2 separate regions of the Homo sapiens genome follow, and region 1 is linked to region 2. The links are chromatin loops, found by intact Hi-C in ENCODE. Cell type or tissue: GM12878. All regions are shown on one strand.

The links. Peaks named below come from ENCODE experiments on the same cell type or tissue, not always from the same donor. Only the 100,000 strongest peaks of a DNase experiment are listed, where the experiment ranks them.
Region 1: a loop joins it to region 2, with 2.3 times the contacts of the local background. A loop is called at or near these places in 10 of 110 quality-filtered maps.

Annotation. Positions count from the first base shown.
Region 1 is chr17:10,736,194-10,738,693 of GRCh38, forward strand. The region is part of intron 1 of TMEM220-AS1 (TMEM220 antisense RNA 1); the gene reads left to right. Among named protein-coding and RNA genes, the nearest start is that of TMEM220, 7.4 kb to the left of the region's middle. In GM12878, a CTCF peak has its summit at 1,090 (motif pointing right); no DNase peak of the experiment used is centred here.
Region 2 is chr17:10,629,921-10,632,420 of GRCh38, forward strand. MYH3 (myosin heavy chain 3) reads right to left here. Exons shown (of 41, transcript NM_002470.4): 35 at 1,893-2,096; 36 at 1,691-1,816; 37 at 368-538; 38 at 172-276; 39 at 1-17. It overlaps LOC124903927 (a long non-coding RNA gene), which reads left to right and starts at 712. Exons shown (of 3, transcript XR_007065620.1): 1 at 712-748; 2 at 1,661-1,844. In GM12878, a CTCF peak has its summit at 1,321 (motif pointing right); no DNase peak of the experiment used is centred here.

The sequences.
Region 1 (2,500 bases), 110 kb after region 2:
GACAGAGTTTCGCTCTTGCTGTCCAGCCTGGAATGCAATGGCAGGATCTTGGCTCACTGCAACCTCCACCTCCTGGGTTCAAGCGATTCTCCTGCCTCAGCCTCCCGAGAAGCTGGGATTACAGGCATGCGCCACCACACCCAGCTAATTTTTTTGTATTTTTAATAGAGATGGGGTTTCTCCATGTTGGTCAAGCTGGTCTTGAACTCCTAACCTTAGGTGATCCGCCCACCTCGGCCTCCCAAAGTGCTGGGATTACAGGCGTGAGCCACCGCACTTGGCTGGAAATTCTTAGTTTTAATCTCGCAATAATTGTTCTGTGTGTATGTGTGTTGTTCATGCTCCTAGACTATGCCACAAATTTCAGAAGGTAAGGACTATAACCTGTTAATTTTTTCTTCTCTCCAGTAGCACCTGACATACCTGGATATAAACAATATCCAAGGTGAGTGGGGATACAATGAAATGTTGTAGGAATATTGGGTTTGGTGGTGGGGGATGTAATAGGTAGCGTCTTGAATTTACTGAGTTAGGCAGTATTCTAATCACTTCATATATATTAACTCGTCTTGTGCCCACAACAGATCTATTAGGTAGATAGTACTATCATCCCCATTTTATGGATAGAGAAACAAAGGCATACACTAGCTTTTAAGTACCCTGGTTAAGCAATAAGTGAGTCAGAAATTAGACTTCTTCAAGCTCATGGTGAGGCCTTCTGCAGGTTTATGAAGGGAGTGAGTGAAGTGGGCTCTCTCTCCCATGAGAGTGGAGCATTTAACTCAACAGCTACCCTGTTTCCATGAACTGGAGAGGGTGGAAGGGGTCATCTGTAGACCAGGGGCTCAATTCTCCAAAGGCTGAAGGGGTGATGTTTGAGGTCCTCCTTTGATGCCATTCTTCTTATGTCTTAGCTATTTTAAAGACCAGGAAGATTCTCCACTCATGCCCTTGACTTTTAGAGCCAATTAGATGAAGCTGTATTTGGAGGTAGGAAGAGAAGTTGAGTGACTTTGAAGCCATCTTCTCTCTGATCTTGACTTTCTGATTTTGGCCTGGGCTGTTGGAATTGTATGTGTCCACAAGATGGCGGACTTCTGCTGGGAATGGAGTCGTGCGGGCATGGAACGAAGGAGGGGAGGAGGGAAGAGTGGGCTGTGCCTCCCCTTGGCTCTCCCAGGAAGCCTGTGATGTAGACTTCTGGGTGGGTACGAGGTTGGCATCAGCTGGAGGTGAAGAAGTGCAAACAGAGCTTTACACTTGATCTTAACCAATAGGCGGAGAAGTGATTCAAATAGAACTTTGTACCAGGAAATATTCATCCCCAAACAAGGGTGTTGCAAGAAAAGAGCTAAGCTTTGCTGTGGTGCTGGCAGAGCTTGAAACTGCCACCCCAGTACTCCAGGAAATTCAGATATGCTTGAGAGGAGCAATCACTTCTAATGTAGGCGTACTCTAAAAGTAAATGATGATAACAACTATGAATTGATGAGTATTTACTGTAAGCCCAGCTACGGCCCTTTCACCTCCTGATATCTGAAAGCCACCACAATTTCTGAATTTTTACGTGTAAACTCATACCCACCCTCCTATCCCACAAGACCTGAGCCCCTCCGGTTTCCCTCTCTCACCCATTCAAGTGCTCCTTGTTATCAGTTGCTTAGGGCTGCCTTAGCAAATTATCACCAGCTTGCCTTAAAAGTAGGGGAATTTATTCTTTCACAGTTCTGTAGGCCAGGTACCCAAAGTCAAAGTGTCAGCAGGACTGCACTCCCTCTGAGGGCTCTGGGGTAAAGTCCTTTCTTGCTTTGACAGCTTCCAGTGGCTCCTTGTGGCCACATGACTCCAATCTCTTCACGTTACCTTCTCTGTGTCTGTCCTTCTGCTCTTCTTTTATAAGGCAATGTATCATCAGATTCAGGACCCACTTGGACAATGCAGGATGTCTCATCTTGAGATCCTCAATGTAATGTTTGCAAAGACCCTTTTGCCAAATAAGGTCCCATTCACAGGTCCCAGGGGTTAGGATGTAGACATCTCTTTATGGGAGCCACCATGATCATTGTAGAAACCTGGAAGTTATTCCTGACACCTCATCTTTCCTCCTCTCTCAGTCCACCACTGATTCTGGTGAACTTTTCTGCTCAGTAGTCCCCCATTTTTATTGCTGACACCTGGTCCCAGCGATCAGCATTTCCCCTCTTTGAACACATTAACCTCCTAACTGGCTTCCCACCCTGTTATGGACTGACTTGTGCTCCCCCTGCACTCCCTAGTTCATAAGTTGAGTATTTGGAGATAGGGCCTTTAAGGAGATAATGAAGGCCAATGAGGGAGTAAGGGTCGGGCCCTAATCCCACAGGGCTGGTATCCTTACAGGAAGAGGAAGAGGCTCCAGAGCTGGCTCTCTCCTGGCCCACACAGAGGAAAGGCCATGTGAGGACACAGGGAGAAGAGGGCATTTATAAGCCGGGAAGAGAGGCCTCACCGGCCACCAACC
Region 2 (2,500 bases):
TTCCTGTCCTCTTCACTCTAAGAATGAGAAAGTGGGAATGTCACTGGAGAGGAGGGGGCAGATTTGCACACGGCATGGGCAGCTTTCTGGGCCAAAGTGTTTCTTCCTGTGGTTTGATGGAGAATCTGCACGTCACAGAGGACACGATCATGGCGTTTGCGTTCCACTTACCTGGTACGTCAGCTCCTTGACCCTCCGCTCATACTTCCTCAGGCCCTTAACAGACTCTGTGTTCTTCTTCTGCTCTCCCTCAAGTTCAAACTCCAGCTCTCGGATCTGGGGGAGAGGGTGGGGAAATTAGTCTGGGGCTGCAGCGTGATTGGGAGGCTGGAAAGCTCAGCGCAGGCGGGGTTCCTCCTGCACACACCCTGGTCTCCAGTTTCTGGATCTGCTTCTTCCCGCCCTTCAGCGCCAGCTGCTCGGCCTCATCTAGACGATGCTGCAGGTCCTTCACCGTCTGTTCCAGGTTCTTCTTCATCCGCTCAAGGTGGGCGCTGGTGTCCTGCTCCTTCTTCAGCTCCTCCGCCATCATGGCAGCCTGAAAAGCACATGGGACTTGCTAGGATGCAGAGGAAGCTCCAGTGCCTTGGAACTGTCAAAACCTGGGGACCTCGGAGGACCAGAGACCATGCTAAAGAAAAAGGACAGGCCAGGCGCGGTGGCTCACGTCTGTAATCCCAGCACTTTGGGAGGCCAAGGCGGGTGGATCACCTGAGGTCAGGAGTTCAAGACCAGCCTGCTCAACATGGTGAAAGCCCATCTCTACTAAAAATACAAAAAATTAGCTGGGCGTGGTGGCAGATGCCCGTATTCCCAGCTACTCCGGAGGCTGAGGCAGGAGAGTTGCTTGAACCCAGGAGGAGGAGGTTGCAGTGAGCCGAGATCTCGCCATTGCACTCCAGCCTGGTCAATAAGAGTGAAACTCCATCTCGGGGGTGGGGGAAGAAAGAAAGAAAGAAAAAGGACAACGGGTGAGACTGTGATGAAGCACACTCTGCCACCCTGGAAGAGGGCCAGAGCTACACCCAGTAGATAAAATAACCTAATCAATGAGGCAATGAGAACTTTAGCGACAGGCTGGGAAACAGTTTCTTCCCTTTCTTAAGCTGGCCTCCTTTGAAACTCTCCCCTGCCCCAGGGAAATTCTTTTTTCATTACCACCAATATATATTTTCAAAGGAGCTTGAGACTTAGAGTAGTCTGACTTGATACTCAGCCTCATAGATTTGGGGATAGTGAGATTAAGGGAAGGCCTCTGGAGAATTAAGGCTGTACAGGAACAACAAAATCGCTTCGAGGTAAAGTTCTCCCGCCAGGCAGCAGGTGGCGCCATTAGCGCGGTGGGCCGCCGGGAGAAAGCCTCGGAGACCCAGGAAGGGAAAAATGTGTGGGATATTAACACCTCAGGTTCTTGTTTTCATATTTGGAATAAGTCAGATGTTGAAGGAAAGACATGCACACCTCTCCACAGGCAGAACTACTAGGATATAATCCCTTCCTGCCTTTTTTTCTTATGCCCTTCTTCTAAAGTGCAGGAGGGAACAGGGGAGTTTGAGCGGAGATGGGAGCCCTCGGGGAGCAGAATGTGCACCAGGTGTGGCTGGGGGAGACCGCACCTGTCTAACTATGTGAGGGCTTTAATGCAATGCAATCCCGGCAGCCCGAGGGCAGCAGGAAGGAGACGCCTTACGTCCGTGATGGCCTTCTTGGCCTTCTCCTCAGCGTTCCTTGCATCCCTGCTGGCATCTTCTACCTCACTCTGGAGCTGCATGAGGTCTGTCTCCAGCTTCTTCTTGGTGTGGATGAGGCTGGTGTTCTAGGGCAAGAGGAGGGCTGTTAACCAGGTGCGTATGAGGCTGGAACCTCGCCTCTCTTCCTCTCCCTCCCCTCACCTGGGTATGCAGCAGCTGCACCCTCTCGTTGGAGTCCAGGAGCTCCTGTTCCGCCAGTTTCCGGGCCCTCTCCGTCTGCTCCAGAGTAGCCCGCAGCTCCTCCACCTCGGCCTGCAGCAGGTTGGCTCTGCGCTCCACAATCGCCAGCTGCTCCTTCAGGTCCTCCTGGCCCCGGAGGGCATCATCCAGGTGGAGCTGCGTATCCTAGCCAGAGAAAAACGAACATTCTATTTGAAGTTGAGGCGTTAGGACCACGAGCCTCATCTGCATCTCTGAGTTTTGTTTGTTTGTTTGTTTGTTTTTGTTTTGTTTTGTTTTGTTTGTTTTGAGACAGGGTCTTGTTCTGTCACCCAAGCTGGTGTGCAGTTGCGTGATCTCAGCTCACTGTAACCTCTGCCTCCTGGAAAGCAATCCTCCCATCTCAGCCTCCCAAGTAGCTGAGACCACAGGCTTGTGCCACCATGCCTAGCTAATTTTTATTTTTTTTGTAGAGATAAGGTTTTGCTATATTGCCCAGGCTGGTATCAAACTCCTGGGCTCAAGTGAGCCTCTTGCCTCAGTCTCCCAGAGCGCTGGGACTACAGGCGTGCACCACTGTGCCCAGCCTA